Regions from separate parts of the Homo sapiens genome. Here regions 1 and 3 are each linked to region 2. The links are chromatin loops, found by intact Hi-C in ENCODE. Cell type or tissue: dorsolateral prefrontal cortex. All regions are shown on one strand. Region 1 overlaps HILPDA (hypoxia inducible lipid droplet associated). Region 2 has its middle 61 kb from the start of METTL2B. Region 3 overlaps KCP (kielin cysteine rich BMP regulator).

Region 1 (2,500 bases), 78 kb after region 2:
CCTGGCCTGTACTTGCAGTTCTCTTTTTTTTGAGATGGAGTTTCACTTTTGTTGCCCAGGCTGGAGTGCAATGGCGCATCTTGGCTCACTGCAACCTCCGACCCCCAGGTTCAAGTGATTCTCTTGCCTCAGCCTGCTGAATAGCTGGTATTACAGGCACCTGCCACCACGCCCAGCTATTTTTTGTATTTTTAATAGAGATGGAGTTTCCCCATGTTGGCCAGGCTGGTCACAAACTCCTGACCTCAGGTGATGCACCCGCGTCGGCCTCCCAAAGTGCTGGGATTACAGGCGTGAGGCACTGCACCTGGCCTGAACTTGCAGTTTTCTAAATGAGCTGTGCATAGGCTCATCTCCATGCCTTTGCTCCCGTTGTTCCCTCCGCTGAGACACCTTTTCCTAAGTTGGCCAGCAGCCTACAACCTACGCATTTTTAAAAAATTGAGATCCTCTAAGAAGCTTTTCCTGAACACCCCTCTCCTGCCTACAAATAACTTTATATACCCACTATCCTGTATACGTATTTCTATCACAAAACCATGACACATTATTTGTTCACATGCCTTCCTCCCAATACCTTGTGTACATCTGAGGCAGGTAGCGATGAGGTATTAGCTGATGCCTGGCATCCAATAGGTGCTGTACACAATGTACCAATCAGGATAAGCTAAGTTACACTTCAGTTAACAAAACCCCCAGATATCAGTAGCACAATTCCTGTGCTACAGTGCGGGTATCAGTCACCTTCCCAAAACAGGCCCAGTCCTTTTGCAGGGGGTGGGGGGTAATGGGAAATATAAGAACATACCCTAGAGAAAGCAACATGTCTAGAAGTCTCTCCCACATCACAGTCAGATTGGACAGATTAAGGGCCCTGCGCCATGCATCCTCATTCCAGGACCTACACTAATGAACAGTTCCATAGGAAGCACTGCTGGTCACTGCACAGAGGGAAAAAGAGGTCCTCGCAGGTTTCTCCAGCACTGAAATGCTCTCACGTAGAATTAACGCAAGCCACTACCACTCACAGCTCATTGGCCAGAACTAATGACATGGCTCCATCCAACCACAAGGGGGTGGTGGCACACAGATCACTTCAATTAAACTAAGCCACTTGGAGGAGAGACTTAAGGTGCAGGCTCTCCAATTGAAGGTTCAAAAATACCCCAAATTAGAAGCATGAGAATGAGAAAATATATCAAATATAAGAAATATGACTAGAAGAGGGTAACTACTGGCACATGAAACTGAAACCAGAGAAAAAGCCAAATAGACTTTTGAGAGTAGTACTATGCTAACAAAGTAACAGTCATATAAACCCTGCCAGCCACAAGGGGACCAATTTACCATGTACCCGAAAGGTGGGAAACTGGAAATACTTGATAAATAACACTAGTGACAACCACTGTGCAATAAATGAAAGTGATGCTTAACCCACAGGCTTCTAGGGTAGTGACATTTTAAGAACACTCAGGAAGCAAAACTGGCTTAACAGAAGACACTGTACTTCATTGTTGCGCTTTAGCAAAAGTCAGTCAAGTTAATAAAATGATGCACACGCCCAGATGGGAGTGTAAATAAATATATTCTGAAGGGCAAAGGAGTGAATACAATTGTACGTGGGACAGGAAGTACAAGAGTGATGGATACAAGAAAAAAAAACCCCTCCAACTTTTGAGTAAAGGCCAAGTTGCTTAGATCTGGGAGAGCAGATATAATCATCTGTGTGGTGTGGACACTTTACCAACTGACTTTGAGAACAATCTGAATTAAGCAGCCTTTTTGGTGGGTAAGTAAAACACGCTGAAGAGTACAAAAGAAAAAGCCCACAGCCTCCTGGACTGATAGTCCTCTTTGCCCCAGAGACTCAAGGAGAGGGGCTGGAAGTGGTGATCATTTTTCTTCTTCTTTACAGATCTAGTCATGACAGGCCTGCAATAATCGTGGCCTAGGCTCACATAACTGGTTGATACATGGCAGACCCAACTGCCTCTGCCCCCAAATTCAGAAGTCTACTGATACTATGTTTTAAACAAAGTGATTTAAGCACTTTCCTGCTCCAAAGTATTGAGATGTTAAAATTAAACCTCAGGTCTAGAAATTAAGACCCTCCCTACCACGAATTTCAAGAGCAGAAGTCAACATGACACACAGTAGAAATATATATTCCACTTTATTAGTTAGAAAAAATCATTTAAGCCACATGGTGGCCACAATGTCCATAACTTGAGCAGGCTTTGGCATCCCACCACCCCCTTCAGACCAATACACACTATGTTGGAGGAACGACTTTAAAATGTAAAATGAGAAATGGGCACTGAACACTCCATCCTCACTCCCAACAGCCCACCCACACAACCTCTTCAACTGCTATCCAAACATGGAGGAGCTCTTGTGGAAGAGAGGCTCAACACCAAATAATTGAGCATAAGACATTCAAGACTAAAGGAACCCCAGACAGATGTTTAGGAAGTAGGGTTGAAAATATCACCATCTCCCA
Region 2 (2,500 bases):
AGACCCCATCTCAAAGAAAAAAAAAAAAAAAAAGAGGTAGGACAGCTCACATGTCAGGTCAACAAGACATAAAGAACTAGCAGCAGGGTGCAGTGGCTCATACCTGTAATCCCAGCACTTTGGGAGGCCAAGGCTGGCAGATCACGAGGTCAGGAGATCGAGACCATCCTGGCTAACACGGTGAAACCCCATCTCTACTAAAAATACAAAAAATTAGCCGGGTGTGGTGGCGGGCACCTGCAGTCCCAGCTACTCGGGAGGCTGAGGCGGGAGAATGGCGTGAACCTGGGAGGTGGAGCTTGCAGTGAGTAGAGATTGCGCCACTGCACTCCAGCCTGGGCGACAGAGTGAGATTCTGTCTCAAAAAAAAAAAAAAAAAAAAAAAACTGAAAATTACTAGGTTCACAACCCAGTTTAACCTTATCACCTCAAAACTGCTAAGACGATGGCTCCAGGTCCTCCTAAAAAGGGGCAGCTAGACTAGGGAGCCTGCTATAGACTTTTGGGTGCACATTACACTACTTTCCCCTCATCAGTTCATGACAGAAAATGTCACTCTTTTAAACATAAACCAAATAGTGCATCCCAAACCCCAAAATAAATGACTTTTGTTTTACCATTATTTTGAAGTAAATATGCTGAGAAACTGAGTACCTACCTATAAACACACTATGCAAGAAAATTAAAAATTTGCACTATGCAAGAAAATTAGAAATAAAAAATTAAAAACCTAAATATAGGCAATGAGCAAGTTAAATATAAGTAATAGATGTGGAGATTTGGCCATTTTGTTTTAGTCTAAGTAATGGAGTGTATATCTAATTTGCAGGTGGAAAAAACTCGAAAGTTATACAACAGAAGATTTACAACAACCAGAAAGTTCAAAGACTGTAGCTACTTGTAACACTCTTGTCCACTAGGAAAGAATCCACAGTGGCACTGACTTTCTTCCTTCTATGGACATCAAAAAGTACTGAAAAATGTTATGAATAGTTAGAAGAAATTCCAGAGACAGCCCAAGAGGCTGAACCAGTCCCACTAGATGGCACCATCACAGGGAAGTCACTCTGCTCTCTTATTTGGAGCTGCAGGGGCTGAAATCTTTTTTGATCTTTGAAAAACAAAGCTGTCATCAACACAGTGATATTCTATTTTTGTTTTGTTTTGTTTTTTGAGACGGAGCCTTGCTCTGTCGCCCAGGCTCACTGCAAGCCCCGCCTCCCGGGCTCAGCCATTCTCCTGCCTCAGCCTCCCGGGTAGCTGGGACTACAGGCACCCGCCACCAAGCCCGGCTAATTTTTTGTATTTTTTAGTAGAGATGGGGTTTCACCGTGTTAGCCAGGATGGTCTCGATCTCCTGACCTCGTGATCTGCCTGCCTTAGCCTCCCAAAGTGCTGGGATTACAGGCGTGAGCCACCGTGCCTGGCCCTAACACGGTGATGTTCTCATTGGGAAATAATGATCCGAAATGAGAATTCAAAGCCAGGGAGAGGAGTTTTTCCAAAAGCACCCTTTTCTCCCAGTATCATCATCCCCTCCACACCCCCATTTCAAATCAATAGTCTGAGAGGTACAATGTCTTACTGGTAAAAGAAGTAATACAAAGGCTGGGCGCGATGGCTCACACCTATAATCCCAGCACTTCGGGAGGCCGAGGTGGGTGGATCACCTGAGGTCAGGATTTCGAGACCAGCCTGGCCAACATGGTGAAACTCCATCTCTACTAAAAATACAAAAAATTAGCCGGGCGTGGTGGCACGTGCCTGTAATCCCAGCTACTGGGGAGGCTGAGGCACGAGAATTGCTTGAACCCAGGAGGCGGAGGTTGCAGTGAGCTGAGATCGCGCCATTGCACTCCAGCCTGGGCAACAAGAGTGAAACTCTGTCTCAAAAAAAAAAAAGTCATACAAAATGGAGATTTTCTTTTCCCGGCTCTGCAAACTACAGAATTAATTTTTTTCTTCAAGTTTCTTTGTTATGGAAAAAAAAATACTCTCCTGCTAGTCCTCAAATAACAAATTCATTGTAATCAATATACTTACCATGACTGGAAATATCAAAATAACATACGACTACTTAAGCCGGGCACAGTGGCTCACGCCTATAATCCCAGCACTTTGGGAGGCCGAGGCAGGCACATCACAAGGTCGGGAGTTCGAGATCAGCCTGGCCAATATGGTGAAACCCCATCTACTAAAAATACAAAAATTAGCTGGGCATGGTAGCAGGTGCCTGTAGTGCCAGCTACTCAGGAGGCTGAGACAGGAGAATCGCTTGAACCCGGGAGGCAGAGATTGCAGTGGGCCAAGATCGTGCTACTGCACTCCAGCCTGGTCGACAGAGCAAAACTCTGTCTCAAAAAAAAAAACACTAATGGAATAAAAACAACTGGAAATAAAGCTGGGTGCAGTGGCTAATGCCTGTAATCCCAACACTCTGGGAGGCAGAGGCAGGTGGATCATTTGAGGTCAGGAGTTCAAGACCAGCCTGGCCAACATG
Region 3 (2,500 bases), 340 kb before region 2:
TGTCACATCCTGCCTATGCCTTACTCCTCCACCAGCTCCCTGAGATCTGCCATTCTCTACCTCTTGTGTTCACATGGGCAGGACCTGACATGGCTCTGCATCCACCAGGCTTGTCCTGAGCTCAGCTGTCCCCTCTCAGAGCGCCACACTCCCCCTGGGAGCTGCTGCCCCGTATGCCGGGGTAAGTGCCCAGCCTTGGCCTCCACCCTCAGAGAGGAGCCCAGGGGGAACACAGGAAGGGGAGGCATTCATGGGCCAAGCGGGCAGCCCAGGGTTTGTACTCGGTTTCTAGAACAGAATGCAGGGTTCATTCTTTTCTAGAAATGGAGGGGGGCTGTTCTTGAGGTGGAGAAGAGACCCATGAGGCAGGGGGAAGCTGGGATGAAGCCTAGATTCTCAAGGTCTGGCCTGATGCCTGTCAGGGGGCTCAGGATCCCCAGGCCCATGAAGAGGGCATTGCACTGCTGAGCGGGCAGCTGGCCCAGAGTGGGGTTCCAGCCTCTGGCCCTTTGGGCTCCTAGGACCCTAGAGACATCCTGAGCTCTGATGTGAGGCCTGATGTCTAATAGGCCCTGTGGATATTGGCTGAAGAAATCAACACCATCAGGGTGGTAGGGACACGGAGTGGGTGCTTTCCTGCCGTGAAATGCTGGGTAAGCTCCAAGGAGGGAGGATACAGCAGGAGGGACAGTGCCTGCCCATCCCATGTCTCCCCCCTCAGAATGTGTGGTGGAGGCCGAGGGCCGGAGAGTGGCAGATGGAGAGAGCTGGCGGGACCCCAGCAATGCGTGCATCGCCTGCACCTGCCATGTGAGCTGGGGTGGGCCTGGGAGGGTGGAGGATCTCGCAGATGGATAAAGGGAGGAGTGTCCAACACTCCACCAGCAGATATGGGGTCTTTAAGGGTCAGGGGCATCCCTGCACCGGGGCATGGAGCCGAAGGCTGGATTTCATTCCCCTCTTGAACTGTGAAGAATGTATTGTGGGAGGGGCAGGCAGAAGTCCATGCCCAGAGGCCCCCAGAAGCATGAGGCTGGGGACTCCGGCCCTGCAGAAAACCCCAGAACAATGATGTCTGTCCTCAGCGGGGCCATGTGGAGTGCCACCTCGAGGAGTGCCAGGCCCTCTCCTGCCCCCATGGCTGGGCGAAGGTGCCCCAGGCTGACAGCTGCTGTGAGCGATGCCAAGGTGCGCAGCCAGGGTGATGGGGGAGGGGTAAGCCAGACCTTCTGGGCATGTGGGAGGAGCAGCTGACCCTCCCAGCTCCTATCCCTTCAGCTCCCACCCAGTCCTGCGTGCACCAGGGCCGTGAGGTGGCCTCTGGAGAGCGCTGGACTGTGGACACCTGCACCAGCTGCTCCTGCATGGCGGGCACCGTGCGTTGCCAGAGCCAGCGCTGCTCACCGCTCTCGTGTGGCCCCGTGAGTGCCGCAATCTAAAATGGTGGGGAGGGTCAGGGTGGGGGCACATGGTACCGCCATCCTGGTGTGACCAGGCATCAGAGAGGGAGGCTGGGCTCCTGCCGCCAGCTGGGAGCTGGGGACAGTGCTGTTCCCAGTGCGACCACGATGTGGTGCCCTGACCTCACTCACAGGGAGCCTGGGAGCCAGAGTCCTGGAGATCCCTGGAGACTCCTGGGAGATGCTTGGTTTTCTGGGAGGGTCTGCGAGAGGCATGGCGGGGAGGGCGGTGTGTCTGACAGTGTCTGGGGCTGAGTGCAGGACAAGGCCCCTGCCCTGAGTCCTGGCAGCTGCTGCCCCCGCTGCCTGCCTCGGCCCGCTTCCTGCATGGCCTTCGGAGACCCCCATTACCGCACCTTCGACGGCCGCCTGCTGCACTTCCAGGGCAGTTGCAGCTATGTGCTGGCCAAGGACTGCCACAGCGGGGACTTCAGGTGTGCATCCCCTGTCTCTCTTCTCCCCAACCCCTACACCCAGCCCTGCTGACCATTGGCACCTGGGACTTTCCTGCCCACAGTGTGCACGTGACCAATGATGACCGGGGCCGGAGCGGTGTGGCCTGGACCCAGGAGGTGGCGGTGCTGCTGGGAGACATGGCCGTGCGGCTGCTGCAGGACGGGGCAGTCACGGTGAGCAAAGCCGAGGAGTGGAGGAAGGTGGATCCTGTGCTGTCCACCCATGTGCCTCGACATCACCCCTCCTCCCACCTCCTTTATCCTCCAGGTGGATGGGCACCCGGTGGCCTTGCCCTTCCTGCAGGAGCCGCTGCTGTATGTGGAGCTGCGAGGACACACTGTGATCCTGCACGCCCAGCCCGGGCTCCAGGTGCGGCTCCAGGGCGAGTCTGGGTGGGCTGCCTGCTGGGAGCTTCAGTCCTGTTTAGGCCTCTGTATCTGTAGAGGGGGTGGGGATGCCAGCTACCTCCTAGCCAAAAAAGGCAAGGAGTGGGGTACAGGGGTGTGAGGGGAGGTGGATCAGGGTCAGAGATCTCCCCAGGCAGTCAGAGGAGTTCTGAGTTCTGAGCCCGATTTCTAATCTCG

Evidence for each region. A loop is a pair of places that touch in the nucleus more often than their neighbours do. Peaks named below come from ENCODE experiments on the same cell type or tissue, not always from the same donor. Only the 100,000 strongest peaks of a DNase experiment are listed, where the experiment ranks them.
Region 1: it touches region 2 in a loop (2.2-fold over the local background); 8 of 110 quality-filtered maps call a loop at or near these places.
Region 3: a loop joins it to region 2, with 2.8 times the contacts of the local background. A loop is called at or near these places in 5 of 110 quality-filtered maps.

What each region holds. Positions count from the first base shown.
Region 1 is chr7:128,458,073-128,460,572 of GRCh38, reverse strand. It overlaps HILPDA (hypoxia inducible lipid droplet associated), which reads right to left. Exons shown (of 2, transcript NM_013332.4): 2 at 2,155-2,500. It also overlaps the pseudogene EFCAB3P1. Among named protein-coding and RNA genes, the nearest start is that of HILPDA, 3.4 kb to the right of the region's middle. RefSeq lists an enhancer at 904-1,198. In dorsolateral prefrontal cortex, a CTCF peak has its summit at 1,068 (motif pointing right); a DNase peak (open chromatin) is centred at 1,052; H3K27ac peaks cover 2,031 bases.
Region 2 is chr7:128,536,220-128,538,719 of GRCh38, reverse strand. No RefSeq gene overlaps it. Among named protein-coding and RNA genes, the nearest start is that of METTL2B, 61 kb to the right of the region's middle. In dorsolateral prefrontal cortex, a CTCF peak has its summit at 1,014 (motif pointing right); no DNase peak of the experiment used is centred here; H3K27ac peaks cover 629 bases.
Region 3 is chr7:128,879,307-128,881,806 of GRCh38, reverse strand. It overlaps KCP (kielin cysteine rich BMP regulator), which reads left to right. Exons shown (of 40, transcript NM_001366122.1): 31 at 82-181; 32 at 722-810; 33 at 1,086-1,188; 34 at 1,279-1,421; 35 at 1,722-1,894; 36 at 1,978-2,089; 37 at 2,184-2,285. Among named protein-coding and RNA genes, the nearest start is that of SPMIP1, 14 kb to the right of the region's middle. In dorsolateral prefrontal cortex, CTCF peaks have their summits at 1,352 and 1,555; a DNase peak (open chromatin) is centred at 1,566; H3K4me3 peaks cover 653 bases.